Linked DNA regions of Homo sapiens: region 1 is linked to region 2. A link is a loop called in an ENCODE intact Hi-C map of the cell type or tissue named here. Cell type or tissue: gastrocnemius medialis. All regions are shown on one strand. Links, peaks and the distances in the headings refer to the core of each region. The heading gives the core; the rest is flanking DNA.

Region 1 (5,374 bases), core at 130-5,129, 170 kb before region 2:
TTGTAACAGCCTACAATAGAACAATTTTAAAGACTAATATTAAAATGGGATGAAGTATTTATTTCTATTTAAAACAATTTTCCAAACAGTTTTCATGAAATAAAATGTATGGGTATTTATAAAGATTACCATCTACAACTATACATTATCAGACCCAAGGACTTTATGCCTGGCCTTTATTTATTTAGGTTGGAAGTAAGTATATTCTTCTATAGCCTATCACATCCAAGATTAGCTATCTCCTTTCTACTCAATCATGCCATTTTGACACATTAAAAAAAAAAATTCTACTTCTACTTGTTTATACTTAATGCACTCTAAGAGACCTTAAGAAGGTCCAGGGGGAAGAAACGTCTAGGCAGTACGATGAATACATCGCTCAAAACTTTAACAACTGCTAAAGGAAAAGGGCAAAGCTACTTTAAAATCGGTAATTATATGAGAATACTTTTAAATTTTTTCAATGCATACTTACTGGAAAATGGATTTATACTGTTTGTTCACAAAATAAGAAGCTGATATATTAGTCTATAGAACCACAACTTATGTAATCAATGTCATCCAAATCTTACCGAAAGAGCTAATGGTAGTCACCAGTCATTACTCTGATAAATACTTTAAATCCTGAAACATCTGAGGTAGGGCAATGGCTGAACACTGAAGAAATGTTATGATGCGGGTCTACAAGCTATGTCAAAACTAATGTGGCTGGAGACAACTGGACAAAAGGAAGAGGCCACTTACTCTGTCTGAGGGATTTGTCTGAACTTTTATAATCAGTTTAAATTACTGGGTTTCACAGCAACCAGTTATCCTAAAATGGCGGCCACACCTATCATGAAAGAGCTATGGGCTTAAGGACTTACCGATGTGCGGCTGATGAGCAGCTGCCAGTGCATACTGCTGCTGCTGAGCAGCTGTCAACTGCTGGACAGCAAGCGCATTAGGTCTTTGGAACAGCTGAGGCAAGAGGAAAAACACGGTGTGGTTAGGGAAACTGTCTTACAAAATCATTTAAAAACCTCTCTGACTAAAAATTTTAATAAGCACTTGTTTAGGCGTGACACCTTAACAATAAATGTTCTCACACTCTACTTCATTCCCATGGGATTAAAATGTTTCATACTTCTGTTCTCCCTGTCTCTCTTTCTTTACTTCAATTTACTGTGTCCTGGTTCCATGAGCTGACCGCTTCACAGATTATATGTCCCCTGAACCACAAATACACACTCTCTCACACACACACACACACATATGAGATATCTATATCTATATCTATATATCTATCTATATATCTCATATATATGCATTCAAAAGCCCTAAAGATTATCAGGTCTACAGGTCCTGCCTGATCCAAGGCAAAGTTAAAAATTAGACAAATGTACTACCAACTGATTTGTCACATTGTCCCTAGTGCTGAATCTCCTTTCAGTGCTTTCAAGACCCCACAAATAACTGAATTAATCCTCACCTACTCACATTTTGGAGAAGAATATGAAAAGTGTTCACTTCATCCTCTGAGCTGCCTCTTCCTGGGAAAATGGTATTGAATAACTTCCTCAACTAGTAGCTTATCCTAATGAGTAAATTAAGACACCTGCCCAACTTTCGGGAGCTCCAGAGTCTTCTGGGATACTATTCTTTATATGTTAAAAATAAAACAGCAGAAACACAGCAGCTACTAACAAAACTTGGATTATGAGCTCACACCTAGCACACTTCTTAGTTCTAAAGAAAAGAAAGTTCAAAGGCCTTAACAACACTAAGAATGTCTTACGATTCTACGTTAATACAAAACCAGTCATTCACTCATTAATTCAACAAATATTTATGAAACAAATGATACCTGCTAGGCACTGTGCAAGGAACTAGGGATATGACAGTCAATAAAACAATACATAATCCTGCCCTGATGGAGATTACATTTTAGTATGAATAGTATTGGTATAAAGAAAGGGGATGCCAGTAACCTAATTTGTGGATCACCTTAATGGGCCTCCTTCCAAGGAGTCATACTGAAGACTTCAATGTTTGCTAAAATCAGACTGAAAGCACTTACTGAAGTGACCTCCCTGGATAGGACCTTCAACCTACCTGCTCTTCCTACAGGATTTTTCAACAGCTCAGCTGACATTGCTGGATGATGTTTAACAGACACCATGGATCTTGAATTACAGATGTCCTCATAAAGAGACCTGATTGTTTCAGACATTAGGAGATAATGTCATTCTAGCAACTCAGCTTAATTATTGTCATGACTGGACTTACTCTTATCTTAGGTGGTGGAGAGATTTTATCCTGAGATTTGGCTACCCTCTACACCTCAAACATGAGGCTAATTTTAGATTAAAAGAAAACAAAAAGTGAATACTTTGAAGATATTGGCCAATTTCACCTGTTAACTCTTTAGTCTTAGTCTCTGCTTTTGGAGTATGAATGTCAAAAGTAACCATGCACAGATTTCAAAAATACTTTAGTTTTTTTTGTTTTGTTTTGTTTTGTTTTTCCCCAAAAGTTAAAGAAAAACTTCACTGCGATGCTGGCAAAAAAGAAACAGTATTACTAAATATCAAGTCTTAAAAAGAAATAGGGGAACTGAATCTACTGACAGACATTATCAAAACATTTGTCCTCCAGGAAGGGAGCCAGTCAAGACTATTTGGTAACAGTGTGCTTGTGATTTCTGCAAGTTGGTTTCACATTTCTGTTTTACTAAAGATGTGTCTCACACAGTATTCCCTCCAACAGGAGGCAGTCCACCCAAGAGGGGCAGCCAGGAGTGGGAAATAAGTAAAACAGTAGAAAGTTACTTTTAAATTATTTCCAAGGTTGTGAAAACATCTCATAGTTCCACTAAACATGTATTGCCTCTTCAATGGGTTTCTGGAATTTTCTTGGCCTAAAACCTTTTGCAACATTTAACATATCAGCTTGTGCTAGCTGCTTCTCTCTACCCTTCTTTGCCCTACTGCAAACAAAAGAATTCATTTCATTCAACAGATGTTTTTCGAGCACCTATTATTAGGCAGGTGCTGTGACATGGAACTGGGGAAAAAAAGACAGTATGTTCAGAACACAACTCTTAAGGGTATCTCGATTTATTAACCAAAAACAGTAGTCCACTGCCATTCCATCTGACTTAACCTCACTTCATATATTTTTGTTTGTTTGAAGAGTCGGAGTCTTACTCTGTCTGTCACCCAGGCTTAAATGCAGTGACGTGATCATGGCTCACTACAGCCTCAAACTCCTGGGCTCAAGCAATCCTCCTGCCTCAGCCTCCAAGTAGCTGCGCATGTCACCACGCCTGGCATTTTTTTTTTTTTTTTTTTGAACTTTTTTGTAGAGATGAAGTCTACGTTGCTCAGGCTGGTCTGGAACTCCTGGGCTCAAATGATCCTTCCACTTTGGCCTCCCAAAGGACTGGAATTACAGGCGTGAGCCACCACACCTGGGCTATATATTTTTTTAATATTACATGTAAGTCATTTTATGTATGTGTACTGTATCTGTAAATATACACGGAAATACATGGCATGTGGGAATACCACAAAAGTAATCATTCCATATAACATTAGCTTGTGGTTTTCACCACCACATTAAAACATTCTGAAAGCAGGAACTATTACTTTTAACTAAAAGCAAACAAGCCTTACAAGAGACCCCATATAGCCTATGTTTGAGAGCTGATTAATATCTTAGTAATTATGGTGAATAGAAAAGGATTTTCTTGAGACCATTTTGCAGTAAACAACTTAACAAAAGTAAATTATACATCTACAGCAGACAGATTTGATTACAGAACAGATTACAGCAATTTTGGCACATTCTCTTTATGTAAATGGTGCAATATTAACTGGAAATACAGAGTATTCAAAACAAATTGGGTAATTGGCAAGTGACAGATTCCAAAGGATCCTGAAAAACTCACACAAATGCCATCTGCTGGGCAAAGCACTGAGCTCTGCTAACATTTTCATGTTTTTCACAAAGCAAGCGAATATCCCATAACTGAGAAACAAAATACTGTGAGTTGGGGGAAATGCTCAAAGGTCAGTATAATGATAAATGTGACGCAGTTAATTATAATTCACTTGGGTAGATTTCACAAGTTGTTCAAGAGTCTGAATGCTGGGGAAAATGTATCATCTACTTCAAGCATATCGAGGTTCCTAATAAATACTGAAGGCATAGTTTAAGAAGTAGACAAGCTGGTTTGCCTCCTTTCTCTGTCACTTACTATATTAAAAACAGTCTACAGAGCTCTTATTCCAGAAAGGAATCCGGGCAGCCAAAAACACCCAATATAGTGACTGACATGTAGTTGGCATCTTATAAAAGATAGCTACTACTATTATTACTGTTGTTGTTATCAATAGCAGTTGCTGACATAAAAAATTATGGCTTTTTTTTTCTAAACCTGGAGGAGTAATGTCTAAATAAGGAGTTAGTAAATGCAAAAGACTACCGCCCCCACTCCCCCCTGGCCACCGGCCACAATAAAATGTACTGCCAGCCCTGACTTTTTTACCAGTTTGAGACTATATACATAGCAGACAGGGGTTAAGAGCACTGACTCTGGAGCCAGACAGCCTTGGTTTCTATCTCAGCTCACCAGTGACTTGCTATGTCACCTCTGGCAAATCGCTTAATCTCTCTGTGCCTCATTCTCTTCTCCTCTTTAATATGACAATAAAGATAATATGTAACATGGCAGGTTGCTGTGGGGATTAAAATTAACACATGTAAAGATTTATAAGAGTCCTTTATGTGTGATGTTCTTTCTGATGAATGGGGAGAGCACCCCCAACAGACTCAGCCCTTCTGAGAGTCACCCTTTACAGTTCCTTCCCAGAGCCAGGCAGCCCAAGCAGACCAAAAGCAGAGGGCAGGACTCCTCCTAGTCTGTATTAAGAGTCTAAATCAGCCAGGCAAAGTGGCTCATGCCTTTAATGCTAGCATTCTGGGAGGCCGAGGCAGGCGGATCACCTGAGGTCAGGAGTTCGAGACCAGCCTGACCAATATGGAGAAACCCCATCTCTAATAAAAATACAAAATTAGCCGGGAGTGGTGGTGCAGGCCTGTAATCCCAGTTACTCGGGAGGCTGAGGCAGAAGAATTGCTTGAACCCAGGAGGCGGAAGTTGAGGTGAGCCGAGATGGCCATTGCACTCCAGCCTAAGCAACAAGAGTGAAACTCCATCTCAAAAAAAAAAAAAAAAAAAGAGTCAAAATCTCACCGCACCAGGACCACCAGCTGCTATCAGTGGGTCACAAAGATAACAGGGAAGAAAGAAAACCATTTTTGTTTTTACGGATGAGTACTTTCTGCATTATACTACTTTAAGAAAAAGCTATGTAGTTGAATTTGAAGG
Region 2 (5,374 bases), core at 270-5,269:
CATTCATTCATTTTACAACTTTGTATTTTTTTTTTTTTGAAACAGAGTCTTGCTCTGTCGCCAGGCTGGAGTGCAGTGGCACGATCTCAGCTCACCACAACCTCTGACTCCCTAGTTCAAGCGATCCTCCTGCCTCAGCCTCCGGAGTAGCTGGGATTACAGGCACACACCACCACGCCCAGCTAATTTTTGTATTTTTAGTAGAGATGGGGTTTCATAATGTTGGCCAGGCTCATCTCAATCTCCTGACCTCGTGATCCACCCACCTCGGCCTCCTAAAGTGCTGGGATTACAGGTGTGAGCCACCGCACCCGGCCACAACTTTGTATTGATATCACTCAGTTCCATACTTAGTCCCAAAGGAATCTGCTACTCTCTTGAATCAAAATGTGATAATGTAATAGATTATGCGACTTGTCTAGAAGAATAGTGCTGGGCATTCATTCACCAATATTTATTAGGCTTTTACTAGCTTTAGAAAGGAGCTGAGATGACAGCTATCATCACCATAGGCAGTCCCTCTCCTCCTGGGGCTTATATTCTAGTGGAAAAAAGACAGATAGTCAAAAAGAAATGTCAGTGTAAATGGAGACACAAGCCACTCATGAAACATACTTTTCAGGGAGAAAAATTAAACAGACTAATAGGCTTTTGTACCTTTAGAACTGAATACTTGTATTACTCATTTTTAAAAAGTAATGTCATAATGAGATACACTACACCCATTCCAATGGCTAAAAGTAAAATGTTTGGCAATGTCAAATGCTCAAGAGGATGTGGAGCAACTGGAATGCTTATAACTGCTGGTGAGAATGGAAAATGGGGCTGGGCAAAGAGTCTCAAGCTAGTAATCCCAGTACTTTGGGAGGCTGAGGCGGGAGGATGGCTTGAGCACGGGAGGTCGAGGCTGCTGAGCTATGATCACTATGATCACACCACTGCACTCCAGCCTGGGTGACAGAGTGAGGCCTTGTCTCAAAAAAAAAAAAAAAAAACAAAAAAAAAAAACCGCATGTAAAGAATGGAATGTAAAAGGATATAACTATATAACTTGAGAGGACTGTTTGGCAGTTTCTTTTTTTCTTTCTTTTCTTTTTTTTTTTTTGTGAGACAGAGTCTTGCTCTGTCGTCCAGGCTGGAGTGCAATGGCCCAATCTCGGCTCATTGCAACCTCCGTCTCCTGGATTCAAGTGATTCTCCTGTCTCAGCCTCCTGAGTAGCTGGGATTAGAGGTACGCACCACCAGGCCCGGCTAATTTTTGTATTTTTAGTAAAGATGGGGTTTCGCCATGTTGGCCAGGCTGGTCTCAAAACTCCTGACCTCAGGTGATCTGCCCGCCTCGGCCTCCCGAAGTGCTGGGATTACAGGCGCGAGCCACCGCGCCCTGCCAAGTTGTGTGTATTTCGCTGAATGCAAATTAAGTCTCAATTAAAAAAAAAGTAACTGCAAATATTTTAATAGACGTTACAGCATGCTATGGAAATATGCCAGAGGGTGACTCCATGAGGGTGTGCCCCAGAAATCAGGGAAAGTCTTTACTAAGAAAGTGAGATTTCAAAGATTTGGGAGGACTACAAATTGCCCATACAAAGCGGGATGGGGGAGTAGGGTGAACTCAATACAAAAATGTTAGCTTCTTTCGGTGAAGGTCTTCCAAACGCAAGTATCTAACATTCACCTTATGCCTGCAGATACTCTACATTTGTGTTTTGGCATTTAATTTAATTTCACAGCGATCATTCGACGTCAGAATTTTGGTTCCCATTCTACAAGTGAGAAAATTGAGGTTCAGGGAGGTCAAAGGACCCGTTGAAGGCCATGAAGTAGGATGCGCCAGAAGCCAGGCTTGAGAGCTGCATACTCGGCGAGAGTTTCTCCAAGGCAAAGCCTGAAACAGGAACCACAGGCTCTCCAGGTGGGGAGGCTGGCGCTGAGGAATGTTCTCCTGAACAAAGGGCTCGGCTCGCGCGCCCGCACACCCGCCTCCCCCGGCGCCGGCCTTGGTCTCCAGAGACAGTGGGGTGGGGGGTGGAGACGCCCAGGTATGGCTCTCCTCCGTGGAATCAGCGATCCCAGGACCGAGGCCGGTTGACTCCGGAACAAAGAGAGTCCTTGGGGCGGGGGCGGGGGCGGGGCCCGATCCGGGGACCGGAGGGAGCGGGGGGGAGGGCGGGGCCGGAGTCGAGGGAGGGGCGGAGCCCGGGCCGGGGGACGAGGGCGGGGAGCGGCCGGGCCCTGGGCGGGGCAGGGCGAGGCTGGATCTTCGGAACGAGTCCGTGAAGGATCGGGCGCGGGCGCGGGCGCGGGGCCGGAGGTGGGGACGAGGGGAGTTGGGAAGGGGCTGGGGGTGTGGGGGTTGGGGGTGTGGGGGTCTGGCGGGACTTATCTGGGGGAGGCTAAAGTGGGTGCTGGAGGCGGGACCCGAGTCCCGGGAGAGGCGGGCGGGGAGTCGCCGCTAGAGCGGGGCCCTTTTGGGGGCTGGAGACCCGGAAGCTTAGAGGGCCCCCTGGCCCCGGAGAGGGGGAGGGCGCAGGGCAGGAATGGAGGCGAGGCCTGGCCTCAGGAGCCGGGGGCGGCGGGTTCAGGGCGCGATCCTCTCTGGGGGAATCCGCGGGTGGCCCGGGAGAGGCCGGGAGGGGGCGCAGAGGGCGGCGCCGGGGCCACGTGGAGTCTGCGCGCCCCACCCGCTTTGGGCCGCGCTCCACCCGCTTTGGGCCGCGCCCCACTATCCCTGAGCGCCGCACTGTTGGCCCCGCCACACGTCTGTCCTGAGAACCCGCAGGTCCCAGGCTGTGCGGCACCCCGCCGAGCCCTGGAGCAAGTCCTTCCCTGCGTGGGTCTTGTTTCCGCTTCTGTGAAATGACGATGGCCCTTCTTGTTTTGCAGGGCCCTGGGAGAGTGGGTTGAGAGAATGGAAGTGAAGAGGAAGGCTTCACCATCACCTTAACTAACATGTGTTTCCTACCGTTAAATAAACATTATAGGAGGCCACTGTTTTGGACTAAGTTTCTGCACCAGGCCCCAGCCGACCAGACTAAAAATCAAAAGAGTCACCCATGCTAAAGTTCCACATTACCAAATGGAAACTGAGTTGCCATCTAACCTGGGGAGAAATCAAGAGACAACAGCCAATTTCCCAAACAGGCCGGTTTAAATCCTCAATCAACATCACATTTCCCTGCTTTAATCCTACGCAAAAAAAGGCGGCTTGAAAGAACCTGATAGTAACCACTTGGTTATTATTCTATTGGTCTGTCCTGCCTTACAAGAAAAGTAAAAGTAACTTTGAAAAATAACTATATACTCTTTTTTTTTTTTTTGAGATAGAGTCTCGCTCTGTCGCCCAGACTGGAGTGCAGTGGTGCAATCTCGGCTCACTGCAACCTCTGCTTCCCGGGTTCAAGCGATTCTCCTGCCTCAGCCTCCCAAGTAAGTGGGATCACAGGCGCACACCACCATGCCCAGCTAATTTTTTTTTTTTTTTTAAGTAGAGACAGGGTTTCACCATTTTGGCCAGGCTGGTCTCGAACTCCTGAGCTCAAGTGGTCCACCGGCTTAGAACTCACAAGGTGCTAAGATTACGGGCATAACCCACTGTGTCTGGCCTTTTTTAAAAATTTTTCTTTTTTCTAAGGTACAGGGTCTAGCTTTGTCACCCAGGCTGGAGTGCAGTGGCATAGTGGCATAAACCCAGCTCACTGAAGCTTTGACTTCCTGGGCTCAAGCGATCCTCCTGCCTCAGCCTCCTGAGTACCTGGGACCACAGGTGGACACCTCCACGCTCTGCTTATTTTTAATTTTTTTTTTTTTATTTGAGATGGAGTCTTGCGCCATCTCGGCTCACTGCAACGTCCGCCTCCTGGGTTCAAGCAATTCTCCTGTCTCAGCCTCCCGAGTAGTTGGGATTACAGGCATATGCCACCACGCCTGGCTAATTTTTTTGTATTTTTAATAGAGACAGGGTTTTGCCATGTTGGCCAGGCTGGTCTCGAACTCCTGACCTCAAGTGATCGCCTGCCTTGGCCTCCCAAAGTGCTAGGATTACAAGTGTGAGCCACTGCACCTGGCCTTTTTTTTTTTTGAGATGGAGTCTCACTCTGTTGCCTAGGCTGGAGTTGGAGTGCAGTGGTGCTACCTAGCTCACTGCAACCTCTTGTCTCCCAGGTTCAAGCGATTCTTGTGCCTCATCCTCCTGAGTAGCTGGGATAACAGGCGTGCACCACATGCCCTGCTAATTTTTGTATTTTTAGTAGAGACACAGTCTCTTCATGTTGGCCAGGCTGGTCTCGAACTCCTGACCTCAAGTGATCCACCTGCCTCAGCCTCCCAAAGTGCTGGGATTACAAGCGTGAGCCACTGCACCTGGCCGTTAAAAAAAAAAAAAAAATTCCACCACACCCGGATAATTTTTGATTTTTTTTTTTTTGAGACAGAGTCTCGCTCTGTCCCCAGGCTGGAGTGCAGTGGTGCCATCTTGGCTCCCTGCAAGTTCCACCTCCCGGGTTCACGCCATTCTCCTGCCTCCGTCTCCCGAGTAGCTGGGACTACAGGTGCCTGCCACCACACCCAGCTAATTTTTTGTATTTTTAGTAGGGATGGGGTTTCACCATGTTAGCCAGGGTGGTCTTGATCTCCTGACCTCATGATCCACCCACCTCGGCCTCCCAAAGTGCTGGGATTACAGGTGTGAGCCACCATGCCTGGCCTAATTTTTGAATTTTTGGTAAAGACAGGGTTTCACCATCTTGGCCAGGCTGGTCTGGAACTCCTCACCTCAGGTGGTCCGCTCACCTCGGCCTCCAGGGAACCACCTCACCTGGCCCATTTTTTAAATTTTTGTAGAGACGGGGTATCACCATGTTGGCCAGGCTGGCCTGAAACTCCTGGCCCAAGGGATCCTCCCATCCCAGCCTCCTGAATCACTGGGATTACAGGTGTGATCCAGGGCTCTGGGCCTAATATACTCTTTATTCTTTGCCAATGCTTTCTTTAACCCTTCTGTGTCTATAAAGCCAAGCTCTTCTGCTCAGATCATTGACATACTTATTCTATTTTATAGAATGAGGTGCTGCCCAATTGTGGAATCGCAAATAAAGCCAACTGATATTTTTATACTAAATTTCTCATAATTTTGTCTTGGCCGGGTGCGGTGGCTCACGCCTGTAATCCCAACACTTTGGGAGGCGGATCACCTGAGGTCAGGAGTTCAAGACCAGCTTGGCCAACATGGTGAAACACCCACTCTGCTAGGTCATGTGCTGAGGAATACAGTGAACAAGTTACAGTTCCTACACAAATAAGCTTGCAGGCTGGTTGAAAGACTGAACAATTAACAATATGAATCGTTATTCAATTAAAATTGTGATATGTGGC

What was found. A loop is a pair of places that touch in the nucleus more often than their neighbours do. Peaks named below come from ENCODE experiments on the same cell type or tissue, not always from the same donor. Only the 100,000 strongest peaks of a DNase experiment are listed, where the experiment ranks them.
Region 1: it touches region 2 in a loop (2.0-fold over the local background); 5 of 110 quality-filtered maps call a loop at or near these places.

The regions. Positions count from the first base shown.
Region 1 is chr1:30,980,446-30,985,819 of GRCh38, forward strand. It overlaps PUM1 (pumilio RNA binding family member 1), which reads right to left. Exons shown (of 22, transcript NM_001020658.2): 8 at 867-960. Among named protein-coding and RNA genes, the nearest start is that of SNORD103C, 15 kb to the left of the region's middle. RefSeq lists an enhancer at 5,186-5,374. In gastrocnemius medialis, for the core only: a CTCF peak has its summit at 2,756 (motif pointing right); DNase peaks (open chromatin) are centred at 906 and 2,706; H3K4me3 peaks cover 576 bases; H3K27ac peaks cover 4,872 bases.
Region 2 is chr1:31,152,838-31,158,211 of GRCh38, forward strand. LOC107984935 (a long non-coding RNA gene) reads left to right here and starts at 2,209. Exons shown (of 2, transcript XR_001737961.2): 1 at 2,209-2,315; 2 at 2,888-3,297. RefSeq lists enhancers at 802-1,439, 1,440-2,076, 2,714-3,349, 2,924-3,013 and a silencer at 2,164-2,753. In gastrocnemius medialis, for the core only: a CTCF peak has its summit at 2,600 (motif pointing right); DNase peaks (open chromatin) are centred at 2,034 and 2,724; H3K4me3 peaks cover 1,514 bases; H3K27ac peaks cover 1,645 bases.